2 separate regions of the Homo sapiens genome follow, and region 1 is linked to region 2. Evidence: read pairs that join two places in POLR2A ChIA-PET (ENCODE). Cell type or tissue: IMR-90. All regions are shown on one strand. Each heading gives the region's core, and the rest is flanking DNA. Links, peaks and the distances in the headings are about the cores only. Region 1 has its middle 31 kb from the start of CCKAR. Region 2 overlaps TBC1D19 (TBC1 domain family member 19).

Region 1 (7,346 bases), core at 724-5,723, 220 kb after region 2:
AAATAAATGCTCAATGTGTGTCACTGAGTCTGGATGTTTTTGTTACACAGCATTACTGTAGTGGTAGCTGACTGATACACTGTCCTTTATTTCCTACCACCTCTCTCTACATGTCTCCCTATCTTTCTCGTCTGCCTTCTCCCTACCAAAACTTTTCAACCTAAAAGTCTGGGGTTGAGCTTTCACTTCTTAGACTGAATTTCAGTTACAGACTTTCTCCTCCCAAACGTATGTGTTTTTCAAGTCTTGTCTCTTTGCAAAAAGAAAGACTTTGCTATTAGGATTTGAGAAATCAGCAGTCTCATGAGAACGACATTTACAAGCTGAGGACATTTTCTAGGGTATCCTGGTTTCGTACTCCTAGCAGCCTAGAGTGAGGCAGACCCCAGCATAGAGCTCATTTTTCAGGAAGGCTCAAAATCCTGCAAGAAGGGCTTAGCAAAAGCCATGCATCTGTTTCATTCTATCATTTGCTCAGGGAAAGTTGAAGCCTGTTGGCAATTCTAGCTGGGCTTATGAGGACTTCTCTTCCTCTTCACCCCTCCCTCAAAGTTTGGCCAGATCCGCAGTCCAAATGGCAGTATGTGTTCAAGAAGATGATTAATGTGAGCAGAAGGTTCCAGGAAATCTCTCAGGGCCCTTCTGTTTATTAAATATAAAAACTCATGTTTAAATATAATGTCAAAGGTATGACACACACCAACACGATCCAAGACAGACTGTTGGCTTTAACATTCAATAACTAGAGGTTCTTCAAGTTTTGACTTCTGAGCTTAAAGTCTCTTAAAGATTTTCCAGGAAGGCTCAAACTACTCAAGGAAGAAGTCAGCAGAGGCCAGCGAAGTCCATACATTTGTTTCCATCATCTGTACTTAATGGCAGAAGCTGTGGCTTTTGGGTTGGGGGACAGTGTCTAATTGAGTCAATGTCATGCACTGTATCAGGAAGCCATTCCCTGACAGCCTGGCCTGAGCTAGAGAACACAACTGCATTCTCCCATAGCACCCCAACTTCTCATGTCTATTCATTCATTCCTGTAGGACATAGTTCTTGAGAACCTACTATATACCAGACCCAGCTCCAGGAACTGGAAATGCATGGGTTACAAGACAATGCCCAGGTCTCCTGGTTTAGATTCTAGAGGTGGAGAGACAGACAGCACACAAATAAACACACAGGTGGTTTGATCACAAGGACTATGAAGAAAATGTAACAGTGTGGTGTGGTACACTTGAATGGAAGAGGGTGTGCCACAGGTAGGCAGGGTGGGTAGGGAATAACAGTGACAGAAGTTTCTATGCTGCTTACGCTTTGACACACACCATTCTAAGAACTTCATGTATATTAACTCACTTAATCCTCACAGCGACCCTACGGAGTAGAAGCTGTTACTGCCCCTTTTACAGGTGAGAAAAGTGATACCTAGAGAAGTGAAGTAACCTGCCCTGCTTCACACAGCTGAAAAGCAGAAGAGCTGGAAGGCAGGCCCAGGTATTGGCACCACGAGTCACGCTGTCACCCGCTACCCCACACACTGCCTCACAGAGCAGGTGAGGTTGGAGTGCAGGAATGGGCCAGCCTCATAAAGAGCTGGGGAAGAATATTCTAGACAAAACAGAAAGCGAGGAAATCATTGCAGTCCTTTAGGCAAGAGATGAGGGAGACAAGGACCAGACGGCAGCAATGGACACGGTGATAAGTGGAAGGTTTCAGATCTGTTTTCGCTCTGTGGTGGCATTTCTTATTTAAATACCCACGTTTCCTGATAAGCTGGTAGCTCCACAAGGGCCAATGCCTCATCTATTCTGCTCATCTTATGTCCCCAGTGCCTGCTATAGCATTTAGTTCATAGATTTTTTTTTATAGAGATGGCGTCTTGCTACATTGGCCAGGTTGATGCTTGAACTCTTGGCCTCAAGCAATCTTCCTACCTTGGCCTCCCAAAGTGTTGGGATTACAGGCATGAGCCGCCCCCCTACACAACCTACAGATTTTTAAATAATTCGGTATAGAGTAAGTAATTAGATAAGTAAGTAATTAATGAGCATTAGGCCAGCCTGACGTTGGTTCGAATCCCAAATCCTTCACCTCCTTCACCTGTTTACTGTTCAACTCAGGCAAATTACTTAAGCTCTCTGATCCTCTTTTGATTGTATCTATGATGGGGATAATAAGGCAATCACAGGGTTGAGTGTGGAGAGGATTAAATGAGATAGCTTTTGTAAAGGGTTAATAGCAAGGCAGTCACAAGACAGATGCCTACAGAAATGTTGACATCCAACATTCTTTCCCTACTACATAGAAAACCAGAGTCATTTCAGTGACATGAATCGTTGTAGAATCGAGAGCTGAAAGGGAATCAAAGCCCCTATTACTCAGTATGGTCCAAGGACCAGCCCCATCATGTTAGAAATAAAGAAACTCAGAGGCCCGGTGCAGTGGCTCACACTTGTCATCCCAGCACTTCGGGAGGCCGAGGCAGGCAGATCACAGGAGGCCAGGAGTTCGAGACCAGCCTGGGCAACGTGGCAAAACCCCATCTCTACTAAAAATACAAAAATTAACTGGGTGTGGTGGTGTGTGCCTGTAATCCCAGCTACTCAGGAGGCTGAGGCAGGAGAATCACTTGAATCTGGGAGGTGGAGGTGGAGGTTACAGTGAGCCAAGATAGTGACACTGCTCTCCAGCCTGGGCAACAGAGCAACACCCTGTCTTGAAGGGAAAAAAATAAATTAAAAAAAAGAAATAAAGAAAGTCAAGCTCCACCCCAGACCACTAAAGCAGAACTTCTGGGGGAAAGGCCTGGTTATCTGTATATGTAGTCAGCACCACCACCTTTCCCAAGGGATTTTTTTTTTTTTTTGAGATGGAGTCTCCCTCTGTCACCCAGGCTGCAGTGCAGTGGCACGATCTTGGCTCACTGCAACCTCAGCCTCCAGGGTTCAAGCCATTCTCCTGCTTCAGCCTCCCAAGTAGCTGGTACTACAGGCATGCACTACCACACCCAGCTAATTTTTGTATTTTTAGTAGAGACAGGGTTTCACCATGTTGGCCAGGCTGGTCTCCAACTCCTGTCCTCATGATCCACCCACCTTGGCCTCCCAAAGTGCTGGGATTACAGGCGTGAGCCATTGTGTCCGCCCTCCCCCAGGGGATTCTTATCAAGGAGAAAGTTGGAGTAGGTTGAGCCTGCTGCAGTCGAGGGTCTCGTGTCCTTCGTACTGTCCTGAACACTCACTTGAACCCCAACCCTCTCCCCGCCTGGGGCTTGGTGCCTGGGCCTCCACACTTTGCTGCCAATCCATCTGCTGTTCTTCAGACACCTGCCACTCCAAGCTGGGCTTCCAGTGAATTGAAAGCTGCCCCATCAGACGCCCACGCTGGACTAATCGGCTGGGGCTAGGAGGTTCCAGTAGCATCACGCACAAGGGGAACCTGAGCCTGGTTGGCTTGGCCACCAGCATCACAGCATCCTGGGAGAGGTGCCTTTGGTCCTTGGCAATCCTCCTGGACCACCTGCTGCACCTGAAAAACACAGCAGAACAGGATTCTGACTGTGGAAGGCATCCCCCTGTCTGAATTATCCACCCCATAAGCAAGCCCTAGAGACAGAAGAACAAGAGGACACATTCTTCCAAGCCTCTGAAACATTATCCAGACCTGTCCGTGCCGATTCATCAACTCTGAGCTCAAGGAATCATAAAAGTTTGTTTTTTCATATCTAAGAGATGATCCAACCTTCTGGAAACTAAACTTTCTTCTCTTAGTTCATGCAGAAGTCATTTTAGTGAGCCACAGGATCTGCTTTTCATTCTTGATGACTATACCCATATGGGATTGTTGGGAGAGCCAATAAAGAACGTTTTTAAAAACCTCTCTGTAACAACTTCGCTTTGCACCTCAATACACCTGCTTCGAAAGGTCATTTAGAGACCATTTGTATTGGGATGACAAATGAAGTGATTGTACTAAAATGTAACTTTCATAATGGCAACAATCCTGTGTGCTACAACCGCCCCTCCTGGCACAAAGTGGGCCTTCAGTATAGATTTCTTAATAAATGCCATGAAGTATAGAAGTGCAAGCGGACTTTACAAAGATGCTCATTACAAAGATCATAATTGGTGGCCACGTTTCAGTTCGTTTTTGTCGAAAGCTGTTTACCTTTAAGCCTATGCTATGCTCAGGCTGACTTGTGTGCTCTGTTACATCAAACTACCGAAAAGCCATTTCCCAGACCAAGTTCAAACTTACTGCCATCTACTGGCTAACACTTAAAATTAGCCTTACCGGCATATGTTTAAATTTTAACTACCTGCGTAAAACGGAAAACATTTGCAGAAAATTGTGGAAACATAATCTACCGTAAAGACTTGAGGCCAGGCGGAGTGGCTCACGCCTGTAATCCCAGCATTTTGGGAGGCCGAGGCGGGCGGATCACCTGAGGTCAGGAGTTCAAGACCAGCACGGCCAACATGGTGAAACCTCGTCTCTATTTAAAAAAAAAAAAAAATTACCTGGGAGTGGTGGTGCATGCCTGTAATCTCAGCTACTCAGGAGGCTGAGGCAGGAGAATCACTTGAACTTGGGAGGCAGAGGTTGCAGTGAGCTGAGATCGCACCACTGCACTCCAGTCTAGACAACAGAGTGAGACTTCATGTCAAAAAAGAAAAAAAAAAGACTTGACAGTAGTATTCCATTTTCAAAAGAATGAACGGAAACTACTGTTTTTGCATTAATAGTGTTTTAAAAGGTTACATTTGATGTATATATATATATAATTTAACCTCTAAAATATATATGTCCCCCCAGAGCATTCCTGCAAAAAAAAAAAAAAAAAAAAAAAAAAAAAAAAGCTTAGTTTATAAACTAGAGCTCAATGAAATTTCTAACCAGTAAATTCTGTGACAGCCTCCTTTGATAGATGTGCTGTTTCTGCTGGGTTTGATGCTACTCCTTCATAGACTGTGAGTCTGGGAAGAAGCAAACTGAGGTTGAAAGATGGAGAAGGTCTCCTGAAGATGGTCAGGCCTGGAATGTGGAGATTCAGAAAATCCTGGCACTCAAGAGCATACTGCCCACTCAAAAGCATACGCCAGAAGTCCCCCTACCCCACTCCCCACCAAAAAAACTGGTGTGTATGTGTGTGTATGTGTGTGTGCGCGTGCACACACACGCATGCTTCCTGTGCTTTTTAAATATCTGCAACTGACATGTGGGGAACTTGCAAAGGAGAACAACAGCTGCCTTCACACTGCCCCCTACCCCACACTGCGTATTTAAAGGAAAGTCTGGCCCAACTTTCCTCTGAGTGCAGCAGAAGGAAAACACACACAGACCGCAGCAGAGAAAACCACACAGACATATAAGCAAACAGACAGCTTCAATTTCAAAGATTCTTGCAAGACCCAGTGTGGCTCAGGAATGGCCATCAAGAAGCTGATGGTTCTGGAATGGGCCCTGATGTTTATACACTCAACGCCTGGCTGCTGGTTTTTTTAGACTGACCGGAGTGGCCACTGCCTCACAGAATCACTAAAAGCTCACTCTGCCAGGGGCAGGCAGGCAGACTCTGTTGTAGTCCAGGAAGTGTCCTCTTTCCTTGAAAGTAGATTTAAACTTTCTGAGAATTAATGTTTGTCCCTAGGAACAGGTCTGTGTGCATATGTGTGCATGTACGTATGTGTGTATGTATGTGTGTTTAATGGTTGCCCCTTGGACAACTTCTCACCAGTAGGGAAGACAAACCCCTCATCCCCTCAACCCAACTGACCTGCTGGGAAGTCCCCATGGAACTTATTTATTCTATAAATTCATCCAGTAAATATATTTGGGGCCTTTACAGACACTATTCTTAGCTCTGGGAATACAGTGGTGGAGACAGATGTTTCCATCCTCCTGGGTCTTGCCGTCTGGTGGGTGAGAAAGACAATAAACAAGGACACGAATGCAGGAGCTGCAAGCGCTACATGGAAAATAAAGCAGGGAATGAGAGAAGAGTGAATGAGCTAGGGCGCTGGAGGAGAGAGAATTCTTAGGCTGGCCGTCTTTGAGAGGTGACACCTGAGTGAAGTGAGGAAGTCCACCATGAGGAGATCTGGGAAGAGCAATTCAAGCAAAAGGAAAAGTGGGCATGAAGGCTTGGGGGTGAGGGCCCCTTGGCATTTTCGAGGAACCAGAGAAAAGTGCTTCTTCATATGTGATCTCAATGTATCTTTGCAAAGATCCTAAGAAGTACTGCTATGATCCTCATGTTAAAGATGAAGAAATGAGGCTCAGAGAGGTTAGGTAACCTGTCCAAGGTCATCCAGCTGGCAAATGGCAGAACCAGCAAAGATCCCAGGCAGTGTGGCTGTGGAGTCCAGGCTGTTAAAGAATTTGCCTGGATATAGTAAGAAACCAGCGTTACCTATTACCTGCAAGAGTTGGGTGGGAGGGACTGAGTAGGAGGTGGAGGGTGGATCCCAGGACCAAACCAGTCTTTGTGGATGAAGGGTGGAGTTTCCTTCCAACTGTGTGGCTTATAGAAAATAATCTTTCAGAAGAGCATGTGCTATCTGATGAGAAAGGAAAATGACGGCCTACAGTGTGTCTACACGGGTCCCCAGTGAAGTGTGTGTGTGTTTCCTTGGATGATGGAGACAGTCATATTGAGTACATCACTTTAAATTCCTCCCCACTGAAGACACATGTGCGCTCATTATCCAGCCCCTCTGTAGAGTTTTGCAGCCCACAGGGCATCCCCTCCCCATATCCCTGCCTCCCTCGAGCTGGTGACAACGTGGCAGCATAGGTCAAGGAGGCTGTTTCTAGAGATTCTAGAGAGTGAAGAGATGTCATTCTGACATCTTTTGCAAAATGGAAAATGTGAGGGAGTTAGCCCCCGATGAATCCCTCAGCCAATGGAGGACAAATCTAGTGAGTAAATGCCACCCCCTTTCATTCCTCCAGGAGGCAATTCTAGCTGCATACACATGTCTCCCAAGGTGGTCCCCTGTGGAGTCAAACTCAGTGGCCCACAGTAGTGATCAGCTGGATAATGCACCTTTATGTGGCCTCTCTCTCTCCTTTTTTTTTTTTTAACACTATTCCCAGTCTCCCACTACTGTTTCTTGGGAGCATGCCCAAAATAAACTGCCTGCTAGCTGTTGTCTCAGGCTCTGCTTTTTGAGGGAAGCAAGGCTAAGACCATTGGGACCAGAAGGGTTCTAAAAAGCAGATTCTGTCCAGGCGTGGTAGCTCATGCCTGTAATCCCAGCACTTTGGGAGGCCAAGGTGGGTGGATCACCTGAGGTCAGGGGTTCGAGACCAGCCTGGCCAACATGGTAAAACCCCATCTCTACGAA
Region 2 (7,346 bases), core at 2,309-7,308:
TAGATGGAACATGTACAAACATAGGGTAAAGAGAAAGTATGTTAAGGTGTTTAAAATACAGGATTTTTAAAAGTGTTTAACCAGAAGAGCTGAGATATCAGATGTATTAGTCCATTATCATGCTGCTATGAAGAAATACCTAAGACTGGGTAATTTGTAAAGGAAAGAGGTTTAATTGGTTCACACTTCCACATGGCCGTGGAAGCCTCAGAAAACTTACAATCATGGTGGAAGGCACCTCTTCACAGGGCCACAGGGGAGAGAATGAGTGCCCAGCAAAGGGGGAAGCCCCTTATAAAACCATCAGATCTCAGGAGAACTAACTCACTATCACGAGAACAAAATGGAGGAAACCACACCCATGATTCAATTATGTCCACCTGGTCCCATCCATGACATGTGGGGATTATGAGAACTATAATTCAAGATGAGATTTGGATGGGGACACAACCAAATGATATCATTCTACCCTGGCCCCTCCCAAATCTCGTGTCCTCACAATTAAAAACACAATCATGCCCTTCCAACAGTCCTCCAAAGTTTCAACTCATTCCAGCATTAACTACGCTGATGCAAGAGGTAGACTCCCATGGCCTTGGCCAGCTCTGCCCCTGTGGCTTTACCGAGTACAGCCCCACTCACAGCTGCTTTCACAGGCTGGCATTGGGTGTCTGCAGCTTTTCCAGGCACACAGTGCAAGCTGTTAGTGAATCTACCATTCTGGGGTCTGGAGGATGGTGGCTCTCTTCTCACAGCTCCAGTAGGCAGTGCCCCAGTGGGGACTCTGTGTGGGGGCTCCAACCCACATTTCCCTTCTGTACTGCCCTACCAGAGGTTCTCCATGAGGGCTCCATCCCTGCAGCACACTTCTGCCTGGATATCCAGGCATTTTCATATATCCTTTGAAATTCAGATGGAGGTTCCCAAACCCCAATTCTTGACTTCTGTGTACCTGCTAGACCACCACCACATGGAAGCTGCCAAGTCTTGGAGCTTGCACCCTCTGAAGCAGTGGCCTGACCTGTATCTTGGCCCCTTTTAGTCATGGCTGGAGCTGAAGCATGGGACACAGGGCACCATGTCCTGAGGCTGCACAGAGCAGGGGGGCCCGGGGCTTGGCTCAGGAAACCATTTTTCCCTCCTAAGCCTCTGAGCCTGTGATGGGAGGGGCTGCTGTCAAGGTCTCTGACATGCCCTGGAGGCATTTTCCCCATGGTCTTGGCAATTAGCATTTGGCTCCTCATTACTTATGCAAATTTCTGCAGCCAGCTTGAATTTCTACCCAGAAAATGGGTGTTTCTTTTCTACCACATTGTCAGGCTGCAAATTTTCCAAACTTTTATGCTCTGTCACCTCTTCAATGCTTTGCTGCTTAGAAATTTCTTCCACCAGATACTTACCCTAAATTAACTCTCTCAAGTGCAAAGTGTGAAATGAAAATAAATCTTGGGGTCCCCAAATCACTAAGCTAAAGGGAAAAGTCAAGCTAGGGACTGGGTCATGCAAAACTGCCTCCCCTTTTGTTTCCTAAAAAAGATGATTATAGGACGAAAAGCTACATACCTCCCCCATATTTTACCCACAAGGAAATTCCTAGTGAGCTCAAAGATCTTTACTGTAAGGTGTTTCTGTTAAAATTTCACTACCACAATGTAAGCTGATAGCTTATTTTTACAGGTGCAGTCACCTCCCTGCCCACCAGACAAATGCATATCTGATTGTTTCCCTGTCCCATTTTTTTCTATGTTATCTCATATAAAAATGCAGATTCTCCACATTTTTCCTCACTCCATTTGTCTATGTCATCTGAGGTTGAAAAAAAAAAAAGCAGTTTCGCTGAGCCAGGCAAAGGCATGAATAACTATTTTTCCCTGCCCACCTCTTACATAAAAATTGTGTACTTCTCAATACCTCGCTCTTTCCCCTTTAAATTTGGAGCCCTCAAAATCATCTTTGGAGAAGGCATAGACCTGTTTCCAGGATGCACATCCTTAACTTTGGCAAACAAACCTCCTAAAATAATTGAGACTTGTCTTGTCATTTTTCTCGACTGACGAAAGTTACACAGATCTCTAGGGCAGGGACAAAATGCTGCCAGTCTCTTTGCTAAAGCATAACAAGAATCCCCTTTATTCCAGTTCCCAACAAGTTCCTCATCTCCATCTGAGACCATCTCAGCCTGGACTTCATTGTCCATATCACTATCAACATTTTGGTCAACGCCATTCAACAAGTCTCTAGGAAGTTCCAAACTTTCCCACATTTTCCTGTCTTCTTCTGAGCCCTCCAAACTATTCCAACTTCTGCCTGTTAACTAGTTCCAAAGTCGCTTCCACATTTTCAGATATCTATAGCAGCACCCCACTCTCTGCAGTACCAATTTACTATATGAGTCCATTCTCATGCTGTTATGAAGAAATACCCAAGACTGGATAATTTATAAAGGAAAGAGGTTTAATTGACTCACGGTTCCACATGGCTGAGGAGGCCTCAGGAAATTTACAATCATAGCAGAAGGCACCTCTTCACAGGGCAGCAGGGGAGAGAATGAGTGCCCAGTAAAGGGGGAAACCCCTTATAAAACCAAACCATCAGATCTCGTGAGAACTCACTCACTATCATGAGAACAGGATGGGAGAAACTGCTCCCATGATTTAATTATCTCCACCTAGTCCCTCCCATGACACATGGGAATTATAAGTACAATTCAAGATTTGGGTGGGGACACAGCCAAACCATATCACCAGATTTCAGTGTTTAAAAAAGCAGGGTATTGGGAGGCCGAGGCAGGCGGATCATGAGGTCAGGAGATCAAGACCATCCTGGCTAACATGGTGTAACCCTGTCTCTACTGAAAAATACAAAAAAAAATTAGCCGGTGTAGTGGCGGGCACCTGTAGTCCCAGCTAATCGGGAGGCTGAGGCAGGAGAATGGCGTGAACCTGGGAGGCGGAGCTTGCAGTAAGCCAAGATCGCACCACTGCACTCCAGCCTAGACGACAGAGTGAGACTTCGTCTCAAAAAAAAAAAAAGGATTTATAGGGAACAAGGCTGAAGTCAGAAAGATAAGGTAGAAGGTTTTGTTTTTTTTTAATCCAGGCAAGAAATGATGGTATTTTGAAATGAGAGTGGTAGTGAAACATGTTTAGGAGTTAAATCAAGAAGGAATTATTGAGTAGTATAATTATCGAGTAATACAATATGATATTCAGGAGCTAGGGATGACACCAGGTTTCTGGCTACGGTTCCTTGATGGACAGTGGTACTGAAAAAGGAATTTAGGAAGAGTGTTGACATCTTGAATTTGAGGTGCTTGTGAGATACACGAGTGCTTAGGTTCACTAAGCAGCTGCATTTAAAGTTTAGAAAAGAGAGATCTGAGAAGAAGGCATATAGATTTGAGGTAACTGGTAACTGAGGCTTTGGGAGTTTGTAATATTTGCTAAGGAATGTATGAAGAAGAGACAGACCCTCAAGAATCCTAACTGATAAGACAAAGAAGACCCTCCACAAATGAAGAATGCCAGAAAGAGCACTGTGTCACAAAAGCAAAGGAATATGTCAATAAAGGAATAGTCAATGAGGTTAAACACTGACAACAGGTATAAGAGGTAGACATTTCTTTTTTTTTTTTTTTTTGAGACAGTCTTGCCCTGCTGCCCAGGCTGGAGTGCAGTGGCGCGATCTCTGCTCACTGCAAGCTCTGCCTCCCGGGTTCACGACATTTTCTTGCCTCAGCCTCCCAAGTAGCTGGGATTACAGGCATGCACTACCATGCCTGGCTAATTTTTTGTATTTTTAGTAGAGTCAGGGTTTCTCCACGTTGGCCAGGCTGGTCTCAAACTCACAAAATCAGGTGATTCACCTGGCTCAGCCTTCCAAAATGCTGGGATTACAGGCCTGAGCCACTGTGCCCAGCCTGACATTTCTTCCATTTAAGTAAAAGTAGTTGAGGAAAGGACCAGGTACTGATGCAATTAAGTTTACAAGTTTGGCAGGAAGAATTTGAATGAATTTCTAATGATGACTTCTGTTTTCTCTAAGTATCAGGAGGTTAAGTATTTTGCTAAGACTGAAGAGAAGGGACTGAAGAGAGTGAAGGTCAGAAACAGGCACCGTGAAGACTAAGTGAGCTGACCACAAAAATCTAGGCAGATCAGGCATTGTTAAGAGCCAATGTAAGGTTGTAAGAACCTTCCTAAGAAATTATTAAAGAAAATCTTAAATGTTAATATTAGTCTTGGCTATTGTTATCAGTAAGCAAGTACCTAGAGCAAAAGTAGAAGAACATTTTCTGTCTTTAATTTAGCAAACTGAAATTTAAAAATTTTTAAAATATGAACAATGTTTACTAAATATGGATATTTTGACACATACCTAGAAATGCGTAGAAAAGGAAATATACAAAAGCAATCTTCTTAAACCTATCATAGATTTTCTTTAAAAAATGAAAGTTAGATAATATTCTATTCAAAGTATGAAAAGAATTAACTACTAGGAACCACAAGTATTATATCCAAAGTCTTTGTATTGAAATAGATTTTAAAGAATAGCTTTATGTTTGTGAAATGTAGAATCTTCCATTTATGTCTAACTCCTCAACTATGACTACAATTATATGTGCAGCTTATTTTATGTGATTGAAAAGCGATTCAACAAAAAATTCTAATAAGGTATTCCTAATAAGAAGTAGTATTCTTTTTCCTTCTCTCTTTCTCTCTAAAGTACCACCTACAACAATTATTTTGGAACTGCTATAGTTCATTGGGGTCACACTTTTATAGCTGAAATTAACTGTAAATGATAAAAGATGCTTTAATAAAAAAATCAGGGTTGCTTTCCTGAAAATATTAATTTCTATTTACAGATATTGAATAGACTTGTCACTTTGCAATTAGAAAACTCAGATGGCTATTAGCTCCAAAATTCAAGGGTAAAAATCACCTTAAAAATTTTTTTCTTTTTACAAGAAAACACCTACAAGTAGTAAAAATGATTTTTGAACACTGTAAAAAATGATTACCTGGGATTATTATTTTATTATTACGTGGGGTTATTAGGATGATACTTCTGGAAATATTCTAAATTTGTTTTAGAAATCGCAGTGATTCTTCTGCGAAGAGATAGAATTTGTTAATACAATTTCTATACAGTTAAGTTGGCAGTGCATCTACAAAGTTAGATCAGGACAAGAGTTGTATCTTCTTCTACAAGAATTGATACACTCACCAAAAAAAGGCCCAATATATACTCAAAACTATTTTATAAACTATTTTCTCTAAAGTGTCACAATAAAAAGTCAGCAATATCATTTGTCTAAAACTGCTCTGAAATAAATTGCAAGCTTTATTGTTTCACAAAGGAAGCAAGTGATTTTTGACAGAACTGTTCAGAGGGAGATTTAAAACACAGTATACACACATGCACGTATACATAGTTTGCAAGGGTTAGAGGTATAGTTTTTATAACAATATTAATAATATTTGATTTTCTTTAAAAACATCATTATTAATTATAATTAATTTATAACATGATTAAATGTAATATGTAACTCTTATGATTACTTTTATTAATGGTGATCATTTATGTTCCAGGCACTATGTTAAAAGTACATGTACGTTATTTCATTTAATTCTGACGATTATGTGATATAAATATTATTACCTATATTTAAGTGTGGGTTAACTGAGGTTTGAAGAAATTTAAGTACTTGCTCAATGATATATTTCTAGTAAGCTGGGTGAGCTAGAAGTTGAAATCAGGTCTGTATGATTCCAAAACCCATGTTTTTAAACACCAGGCTAGAAAACTATTAGTGTGCTATTCATTAAAATTTTTTAAATGGATAACTTCTATGATTAATGGGCTTAAGCAAAAAACAAACAAAAAAATCCCCACTAAGAATATTTCAAGAATCAATGTCTTACATAGTTTTGCTTTATTTAATCTATTACCCATCTGCTGGTGATCTCTTTTCATATTCATATTTCCTAAAATAAAATGTTCTTACATATAGAAAAATAACATTCCCACTTAATCTGTCAATTTCTAGAACCATAAAAATAGTGCATATTTCAAAAGTACCTATAGGGACAAAGAATCCATTTACTTAACCTGAGTTGCCTTTCTTTATTTCTCCGTAGTCTAACATCCGTATTCAACCACACATCTTCACAGATCTAAATTGTCAGTCTCCACTTCTCAAAATTTTACTTACTGTTTTGTTGTATATGTAAGGTCACACCATTTCATTAATTATTAATAACAAAAACTTCAATATTAAGCAGACAATATTAAATTATATGTTAAATCTTATTTTAGAACCTAAAACTATAGTGATTTTGAAAATTTAAAAAGGGGGTTAATAATAGATTAAGAAACAAAAGTTTTTTCAATTTTGAATAACTGGTCTTTGAAAAATAAATACCCCAAAGCTAAAATCTGACCCACCCTTTTTTTCTTCTTACCTCAGGTTGGCTGGAAATATTCAAAATGAGAGCCCACAATTCAGCTCTCAGTGCCGTGGGACTTCCTTGTCTGATGTACTGTTGAGCAGCAGCACTATCTTGTTCTGCTAGAACTATCAAAAGTATATGAAAATCTCCTTTGAAAACTCAGAATGTAAGAAACATCACTGAAATCTTCAATTATAAATCTTTTGGGAAGCTGATATTCAGTCTTTCTATCTAACATAATTACACCGTATCTTTACCTTTTAAAATTTATTCTCTGGATTTCAATACAGCCCTATTTGCAGCCCTCCCAGTTGCAAGCCTTAAGCTCTTCCACCTCCTACCCAGTGTGGATAAGGAGGGACTTAATGTAAGGACTTTGAGATCACTTTGCTTTAACTATAGCTCCATGGATCTGAAACTAGTATTGTGTGTGTGTGTGTGTGTGTGTGTGTGTATATATATATATATATATATATGAAATAATTTTTAGATTCCATTATCAAGTTAATTCATAGCTACGGAAACCCCAAATTTCTTATGCATATTCTACTACATCATGAATGTTCTAATATTTGGAAATGTATGGTACATGAAGTTTCATGCCTAAGAATTACAATATATAAGAATGTTAGCTATCTATTCTATTAAATGACTTCTTAGTTATTTGCCAAAATCAACAGAAAACAGGGATTTTCAAAGACGTAGAAACAAAGATCTCATAACCTTGCAAGAAGGCTCAAATTATTCTTAAAAAGCCAAGTTCACACAATCAATATGTTATCTTTTGCTTTCATTTTAATTTTTATTTTCTTTAATAAAGATGTCAGCTATTCAGTCTGGAAATAAAGGTCCAAAAAAACAAAATGAAGCAAAACCAAAAAAAGACATATC

The links. Peaks named below come from ENCODE experiments on the same cell type or tissue, not always from the same donor. Only the 100,000 strongest peaks of a DNase experiment are listed, where the experiment ranks them.
Region 1: POLR2A ChIA-PET joins it to region 2 with 11 read pairs; 2 of 35 experiments call an interaction of 5 or more read pairs at or near these places.

The regions. Positions count from the first base shown.
Region 1 is chr4:26,456,296-26,463,641 of GRCh38, reverse strand. No RefSeq gene overlaps it. Among named protein-coding and RNA genes, the nearest start is that of CCKAR, 31 kb to the left of the region's middle. In IMR-90, for the core only: CTCF peaks have their summits at 4,266 (motif pointing left) and 5,249; DNase peaks (open chromatin) are centred at 3,741, 4,221 and 5,361; H3K27ac peaks cover 2,620 bases.
Region 2 is chr4:26,673,010-26,680,355 of GRCh38, reverse strand. TBC1D19 (TBC1 domain family member 19) reads right to left here. Exons shown (of 21, transcript NM_018317.4): 11 at 6,468-6,580. Among named protein-coding and RNA genes, the nearest start is that of TBC1D19, 93 kb to the right of the region's middle. In IMR-90, for the core only: no CTCF peak of the experiment used is centred there; no DNase peak of the experiment used is centred there.